2 separate regions of the Homo sapiens genome follow, and region 2 is linked to region 1. Evidence: chromatin loops called from intact Hi-C (ENCODE). Cell type or tissue: chondrocyte. All regions are shown on one strand. Each heading gives the region's core, and the rest is flanking DNA. Links, peaks and the distances in the headings are about the cores only. Region 1 holds the start of LINC00673 (long intergenic non-protein coding RNA 673). Region 2 overlaps SLC39A11 (solute carrier family 39 member 11).

What was found. A loop is a pair of places that touch in the nucleus more often than their neighbours do. Peaks named below come from ENCODE experiments on the same cell type or tissue, not always from the same donor. Only the 100,000 strongest peaks of a DNase experiment are listed, where the experiment ranks them.
Region 2: it touches region 1 in a loop (2.0-fold over the local background); 1 of 110 quality-filtered maps calls a loop at or near these places.

What each region holds. Positions count from the first base shown.
Region 1 is chr17:72,590,918-72,595,307 of GRCh38, forward strand. It overlaps LINC00673 (long intergenic non-protein coding RNA 673), which reads right to left and starts at 1,887. Exons shown (of 4, transcript NR_152516.1): 1 at 1,286-1,887. RefSeq lists a silencer at 1,965-2,014. In chondrocyte, for the core only: a CTCF peak has its summit at 1,790; a DNase peak (open chromatin) is centred at 1,664.
Region 2 is chr17:72,969,807-72,974,196 of GRCh38, forward strand. The region is part of intron 4 of SLC39A11 (solute carrier family 39 member 11); the gene reads right to left. Among named protein-coding and RNA genes, the nearest start is that of SLC39A11, 120 kb to the right of the region's middle. In chondrocyte, for the core only: no CTCF peak of the experiment used is centred there; DNase peaks (open chromatin) are centred at 1,145 and 1,855.

The DNA.
Region 1 (4,390 bases), core at 167-4,166:
GGTGCTGTGTCAACCTGGGCAGTTCCAAACCCTGCATGGGACCAGGGGCACCGAGGGCCCCAGCTCCCAGGGTAGGGGGTCGTGCCACTATGCACTGCCTTTTCTTCTTCCGGTGCTGCTTTACTTTCTCTTGCTCCTGGAGCAGTGCTCACTGGAGACGCTGGGACCCTGAGCACTGACCAAGAGTGATCCCTGACAGCGTCAGATTCCTATGCAGAAGGGACTGCTGGGTGGGAAATGGATCACCGACAGGTTCTAAATGCGAACCCACAGGCTGCAGGAGAGGGGTGAGGGGCGAAGGAGGGAATCCCACCTCTGGGAAAGCATCCTCAGGAAACCTAGATAGGTCCTGGAGGTGAGGACAATCGCCAAGGAGGGAGAAGGAAAAGGAGGACCCTGGTTAATCTGCACGCCAAGGGTGGAGTCGCTCAGTCATTCATTCAACAAACATCTATTCAGTGCCTACTCAGTGACAGGCATCGCGCTGCCCCCAAACAGGGCAGACACAAAAGAACAAGGGGAGGAGGAAGCTATGGATACAGAAGCGGTATGCTTTCAGTTCCAGACTCAAGACGTAAGCCCTCTCCCCACATTGGCCAAGAAACGACTTCCATTAGCAAGTTGCGCCGGAAAGGGGAGGTGGCGGGTGGTCTCACTGGACTGAATTCCTGCCACCTCCCACCTATTCAGAAAGCCCGTCCACACCCTGGCCAAACGCGTACCAGCGTCAGCCTGACGGGTGGCCCAGTCCTCGCCGGAAAGCTGCTTGCCAAACGCCCCCGCTCACCCCCTAGCCCCAACGGTGAGAGGGGCTCGGCTGAGTCGCGTTCTCCAACCGCTGCGCCCCAGCAGCGTCCCCGGTCGCCAGTGGGCGGACGCCAGGAGCTCACGGAGGCGGCACCGCTCCCGAAGTAACGGAGCCCGGAGGGCGCCCAGGCGTTAAGGCAAGTGCAAGGGGCCGAGCGGGTGCGCCGAGGACGCGGGGGCGTCTCCCCCAGCTGAGGTTCGGTCCCTCCAGGCAGCCAAGGCTTGGCAGCGCTAGAGGCTGAAGGACAACGGCCGAGAACGCCCAGGATGGGGTGGTCGCTGACCACCGTGTCCCAGGTGAATCAGCTCCGCTTGGAGGCAGGGGGATGACTAAAATGACCTCCAAGAAGATGTCAATTACAAGAACAAAAATTTCAACCCGGAATCTCGAGACCTTCGAAAAACGACGCGGAGGAAAAAAGGAAAGAAAGAAAAGAAAGTAAATCAGATCCCTTCCCCGAACCGCAGGGAAACTTACCTCCAGCTTGGCGACCCAGCTGTTAAGCAGAACAAATCAATCCACGGATGGAGAAGAGGTCGTGGGTCTTCTGAGCCCAGCTGATACACACCAAGTAATCCACGTTAAGGGGTCCGCAGCCCCCCACCCAATTCCCCACTTTCCATCCAAGGCCAAAGAGCAGCCAGACCCTGTCCTCTGCGCTCCAGACTCGCGGAGGTCGCGGGCGGGGGTCCTCAGGCGGCCGCCTTCTCGTCCCCAGGGGTGGGCGCGCGACGCGGGCAGGGACCGGGCGCCCGGAGGACCAAGCGAGCGCATCCCGCCTACTCGTGCTGGGACATCACCCAGCCTGGACGCCGCTCCTCGCCTTTCTTCCCCGCGCATCGCCAGCGCCAACCAAAGATCCCCGCCGGGAAAGCCTCTCTGCCAAGCTGGAAAGCGCTGAAGGCGGATCGTCTCTCAGACTTGGGTTTGCAGGTTCACAAGGCCCGGGAGGCTTACGGTGGGCGCCTGCCTAACAGAGGGTCCTTGCGGAGAAGCGCAGAACGACAAATGCCAGAGGCGGTGACCGCGTCCTCTGGATACCAGCGCCGCACCGCGCACCCGCGCCGCCTGCGCGCCCTGCAGTCGGCTGGGCCATTCGGCCCTTATATACCAGGCGGACCCGCGCCGGGACGGGGCGGAGCGGGGTGGGCGGGGAGGGGGTGGGGAAGGCCGAACGGCTTCCTGGGAGTCGTAGTTCGACTACGTAGTCCTGTCGTAGTCAGAACAAAAGCTAAACAAGGATGGAAATGGTTAGGGTTTGCCCACCACAGCTGTCCTCCCTTGCGCCCTTCCTTCACAGACAAAGCTGGCATTCCAGTCCTATTGTCAATGCCGCTAGGTCTATTCTGGCCTTTGTGCATAAGGTGGGTCACACCAGCCCCGAATGCCGCCCAGGATGACAAACCTTGGTGGCCCTAGAGTCAGGTTATCCCAGCTGGGCCCCACTTCTGGAGACCAGAGGTCCGAAATCAAGGGGTTAGCGGGGTTGCTTGCTTCTAGGGGCAGTGAGGGAGAATCTGTCCCGGGCCTCTCTGAGACCTGGTGGTCATTGGCTATCTTAGGCGTTCCTTATCTTAGGCGTTCCTTGGCTTGCAACTGCCTTACCTTCATCCTCCACCTTTTACACGGTCTTCTCCGTGTATCTTTTCACATAGTTTTCCCTCTGCGTGAATCTCTGTCTCTTCACACTGTGGTGTTTCTACAAGGATGCCAGTCATATTGGATAAGGGGCCCACCCTGATCCAGTACGACCTCATCATTAACCAATGACATCTGCAACGACCCTATTTCCAAATAAGGTTACATTCTTGGAGGTCCTGAAGATTAGGACTGCAATATATTAATATTTTGGAGTTGTAGGGGGAAAAGTTCAACCCCTAACAGGTCTTCTATGCCTTGTTGCACCTATTAACAGCCATTGTGACTAACCAACCCTTTTGATAAAAGCAAGCCCTGAGAAGCAAGATGAAATCACAAAATCACTGAGGCTGTGACAGGAGGGGAAGCCAAGAACATTGGAATCTCCTGGGCCAGGTTTTCCTGTGGCCACGGTGGGATTGCTGGAGAGGAAATGGTCAGAAAAAGAAGGCATCAGGTTGGGCGTGGTGGCTCATGCCTGTAATCCCACCACTGAGGTCAGGAGTTCGAGACCAGCCTGGCCAACATGGCAAAACCCCATCTCTACTGAAAATACAAAAAAAATTAGGTGGGCGTGGTGGTGCATGCCTGTAGTCCCAACTACTCAGGAGGCTGAGGCATGAGAATCGCTTGGACCCGGGAGGCGGAGGTTGCAGTGAGCCGAGATTGCGTCACTGCACTCCAGCCTGAGCAACAGAGTGAGACTCTGTCTCAAAAAAAAAAAAAGAAGGCATTAGTATTGAAAGTAACAGGAGGCACCTGGGTAAATGGGGTTGGGGAGGGGAGAAGATAGACAGGGCATTCCTAGATGCCCCTGAAGCACAGACTTGATTTTCCACCTGCCACTGTGCCCAAGTTTCCCCCCATTCAAGTCCCAGGCTATGGACAAGCTCAGGTCTGGCCCTGGAATCCTGGCTCTCACCTGGCGCTGACATTCCCGGAGAGTCAGTGGCAGTGCAGGGTCTGGATTGGCCACCATTTCCACTCTGAACTCACAATCAACTCCTCTCTTGCTTCCAGGTAAGAGAAAAACTGAGGCCAAGATGAATGTCAAAGGCAGGGATATCCGAACTCCCTAAACCCTCCCCTACAGGATATTGAGGATAACGCAGCTTTGCTGCTAGGAGCCGCCTGACCTTCTCCCCACTTTCCAGAACACGGGCTGCATATTCCTAGCATACGAAAGGGCATCCAGTCGTCTCAAAATGGTATCAGTGCCTCTTGCTGACTATGCATGGTTATTGTTTTCTCCTGCGTTATAATTCATTCTAGTCCTCAGTCTTCTTAAATTTCTGCACACCAAACATTAGTCACTTGAATAATTAGAAAAATATAGAAATTAATTTTAACTCATCATTTATTTCTTCTCATTGCTGTGAGATTGATTTTCCCCAGGTAAAGCTGGAATCATGTCTCTTCCTTGCTCCTAAAACATCCAGAGAGGTATAAACCCATGTTTAGCATAACATAGAGATGACAGATACAAACATACATACATACATAGCTAGATAGAGGTAAAAATAAGAATTGTATGTGTACATGCATTAGCATACACACACATATATCTCCTTTCTCTCTCTGCTAAGAGGGTCCAGAAGCAATGGCAGCCCAGTAGCAATGAGCACTGGATCTAAGCGATCATTTAGCACCTAGGTTTGTTTTTATACTATTGTCCAACAGAAGGAACCAGAGCTCATTGGAGAAACAGCTGATTCTAGGACTGGGGCAGGAAATATGCAAGATGAGCCTGGAGCACCTCGTAGTGTCAGAAAGTAAGAAAGTGCTAAAACACACTGACACACAAGCATACACACCATACAATGGTGGGGCCACGAGAGAAGGACATAGAAACCAACTGAAAGAGCTCTTAATCGCCAAAGTGGGGGAACCATTTGAACAACAACTTAAGTAAAGTGGTATTAGATTATAACCAAAGTAATAAAA
Region 2 (4,390 bases), core at 198-4,197, 380 kb after region 1:
ATATTTAAAAAAAATTATGACACAGGCCACAGTGTGGAAGGTTCATCCCAGAATATAATGGCCTCTAAAATATTCTGCCCAAGCCTGGCAGGCCAGCCCCTGGAACAGAGATTCCTCCTCCTAAAATGAAATCTTCCTGCAGTGAGGCTGGTCCGGGGACCGAAGCCCAGGGAAAGAGACACCAACGGCAGTCCCAGCACCACCTCCACATACCTGAGCGAGATGCTTCCCAGCATCCCCAGAGCACTTATCTTTTGTTCCAAAAAAATGTTAATAGTCCCCAAACCATTTAGACTTTCATCTTTCAACCGTTAAAAGGTCAGTCTTTCCAAAATAAGTCTGGAGAAAAATCATCAATAAGCAGGTCACGGTCATTTGGTGGAGTTAGAGAAAAGATATCAGCAGAATCTGTACACACTCTCTGCCTCCCTCCAGAAACAAATTCATTTTTTGCTCTGAACTAGGAACCAGCTTCCTAGCTTAGAACTTTCTGCTTCTCATGGTCACAACTTTTCACACCTTCACGTTTGCAATACTATTTATGTGAGCCGGGAAGCAAGAGCTTATTACAAGTAACAAGCCCTCAGATGCAGCAACGCTCTGCAACCAGCCACATCACACCAACACGGGTTTCCCTTTTATGTCTGAAACAAAGGGAATTCTGAGCAAATGTGCTGCTGAATTGCCAGAGAGGCAGGGAAGCAAAGCTGCTAGTAAGAGAAAACATATAATAAGCCCCATCAGCTTAAAGCTACACACACAAAAAAAACCAAGCTTTTGACATCTTGCTGGGGGCAAACTCACTGATGAGAATTAAGTCAGCTGTAATGCACCGGGAATTGCCCAGAAGACTGTCATTTTATGCTTATTTAAAAAGTGGCTGGAGGACTGGCTAAGAAAATGGCAATCCAGGAGTGCCTGGGTCAAAGGGCCAGTGGATCCTGGGGTCACCTTGGGTTTCTAACAGCCCCCCAAGGGGATGAGAGGAAGCCTCCCCACCAAAAGAAAAGTGGAGAAACAGTGGAAAACTTATTTCTCCTTAGACAGCTCCTTCGAGCTGGCCGCATGGGCACTGTGTCCTCAGAGCCTGGCTCATGGGCTCCCTGCCTTGTCTTCCCCTTGCACGGCACCTCCGCTGGGTGTCTGGGGCTCTGGGTGTCCCCACCACTCCTCCAGTGCCCACAAACAGGCTGATCGCAGCAGCACCTTCCTTATGCGGCCGGATGTTACATCGGAGAGGCTGACTGTCCTGCCTCTGAATCACCCAGACCTCTTGTTTCTCCAATTCCCTGCTTTCTGATCAGTCTCTGCTGACCATACGAGTGACCCAGAAGGAAGACGATAAAATGCAAATAACCACTCATTTACTATGACCATCTCTGATGATAGATTTGGGAACGGTTGAGAACTTGAACTAAAATGAGATTTCTGGTAGCCGGTTACCTCTAAATCTGCTTACAGAAATAATCATGGTTTGTATGCACCACTGCTCACCCCCTCCACACACACATACACACACACACACACACACTCTCTCTCTCTCTCTCTCTCTGAAAAACCAGTTTACTTCTCAGGTGGCAAGAAAGCAGCTCTGGGCCCACTGCTCAACTTCCCCTCCCACAGGAAATGGCACAGCGCCCCCCGATTTTAATGAAAATCTCAGCCCTTTATTTCCAAAACCCTCTGGACTGGGAATGCATTTTCTCCCACTTCCCATCCAGATGGAAAGCAAACATAAAATCCACAGGAGAGAGTCTGCCATCAGCACTTGTGATCAACAGCATTTCGAGGAAGCTTGACTCCCCGTGAGCAGAGCACCAACGTGAAGGCGGGTCTCAGCAGCTCCTGGCTGTCCCAGCTGGGGCCGGGCCGCCCCCCAGGAGGACTACCAAACTGTATCCCTTGTTACTAGCATATGCAACCGGGATGCCACCCCCACAGTCTACCTACACAAGTGGGCTTACAACACCAAAACTGGTTTGTAGTGTGTTTAAAAAGGAGAAGACTCAGGGGCTGGGTGGGAGGGGCGCAGGATTCCAAATGAGCCATCTGGGGAGACAGGTTTTATCTACAAAGCACCTACGGTTTGCAGACTCAAGTTCTGCTTACAACCTGTTGGGACCCGAGCTTCTCTCTAGAAGGAGAATACAGTGTGTGTGAAGTTTCCAGGACACCTGGCATGTAATAAGCCCTCAATTAATATGAACTGTGATCATCACCAGAATCATTATTAAACCAAATACTATTCTGGAACTACCTTAGCAGTGGAAGGAACAGAGAAGGAGAAAGAAAAACGGTCTCAACGTTGCTGTAACAAAATCACAGCCACTCAAATCTAAATAAGTGAATAAAAGCATATCCCACAGAATAGAAAAGGACACGTTATAGTTATTGGTGTTACCGCTTTCTCCCTTCCCCATGGGTGACAGCCATCACGGCCCATCATGTCCAGAGAGCCAAGGATGCAAATCAGTGGGTGGGAAGTGAGATGAAGTGTTCACAGCCCAGCCAGGTAAGGGCATTGCAATACACATCACCGCCCCACCCTTCCATTTCATAGATGTGTTCTGTGGTCTCCCGATCCAATCGTAAACCTAATATTTACTCAGTGAAAGCAGTATTTGTGTGCGTTGCCATCTAAAATCCAATAAGTATGGAGACAGAAAAGAGGCTGTCTGCTTATGAGGCATGAGGGCAAACACAGCGAGCTCTTTAAAGAGCCATTGAGCTAATCAATATCCTCTCCCATTTCCATTCAGGGGCCCTGAGCCAACGGAGACTTAATAATTATTTTCCATCATTACAACCCTCCGAGAAGCTTACAAAGAAAAGGTCACTGTTTCTAAGTTTGTTCTTCTCTATTTGCCAAACACAGATTATTTCCTGGGGTCCATGAGGATCTCTTCCCAGACTGTAGCAACCAAAGACAGCCCTCACTAGGCCTCTTGGAGCCGGCTTTAGAAACAGGATATTGCTCTGCCCGTGGAAATCACTGTGGTCATCACATTTAGTTGTCTGGCCTCCTGTCCTGACCTTCCCTGCCAAGGTCAAGTTTTGGCCAACCCTCCTGTTGGATATTCTTTTTAATTTGTCCAGGTCTCAAAAATAAACACCAACCTCTGTGGTAGGTCAGGCAGGAAGGAAAAGGATGCTGTGGGTTGCTGGACACCATGACCAGCTCCTTCAACCGAGCTCCTGGACAGCGACCACACAGGCTTCAGCTGAGCCCTTTGTGCCCACATGCACACCACGAAGCCCACCATAAATACCCCAAGCTGCCTTCTGCTTGTCCTTTCCTTAGGAAACGTGAACAAACAATAACATAGAAAAATTATGGAAACCATCTTTTCCTTGCATAAAAGTTGGCTCAAACAACTAGTTAAGATTAGGTTTGATTAGAAGAAATAGAAAACCCTACTGCAGCGACTTACACAGGAAAGGTTTATTTGTCTGGGTCAGCAGAAGGACCAGGGTCAGCCATCCAGCGGGTACAGTGGCCCCAGCACTGCCGGGGGGGCACCAGGCTACTCTGTCACCTGAGTGATGGCTGTCGCACCCCAAGGACCACCCTGCTGTTTCCAGGAGAAGGAAGGGCAAGTAGAAGATGAGAAGGGACAACCTCCCTGATGACTTTTGCTGACCTCACATGGTTTCCCTGGGCTGCAGGGGAGGCTGTAGGTCTAGGAATTATAGGTAGGCACATTGCTAGATCAAACAGAATTGGAGTTCTGTTAGAAAGACAAAAGGATAAGTGGATTTTTTTCTTTTTTGAGACAGGGTCTCACTCTGTCACCCTGGCAGGAGTGCAGTGGCACAATCACAGCTCACTGCAGCCTCGACCTCTGGGGCTCAGATGATCCTCCCACTTCAGCTTCCCAAGTAGCTGGGATCACAGGCATGTGCCACCATGCCCAGCTAATTTTTTAAAATTTTTTGTAGAGATGGAGTTTCACCATGTTGCCTAAGCTGGTCTTGAACTCCTGGGCTCAAGCGATCCACGTACCTCGGACTCCCAAAGTGCTGAGATTAAGGCATGAACCACCGCACCTGGCCAGTAAGTGATTCAGTAGGTACCATGGTCTGAAAGTTTGTGTCCTCCCAAAATTAATACAGTGGATTCCTAAGCTCCGAGGTGACAGTCCAGTCTTGTGTGCATGATGACATGAAAGTCAACAGTGGGTGACATATAAGACAGTGATTCCACAGGATCATAACAGAGTGAAAGATTCCTATTGCCTAGTGACATCTGGATGATCCTGACCCTTTGTAGGCCTAGGCTAACATTCGTGCTTATTTTATTTTTTATTTTCTTGAGATGGAGTCTCACTCTGTCACCCAGGCTGGAGTGCAGTGGCGCGATCTGGCTCACCGCAACCTCTACCTCCCAGGT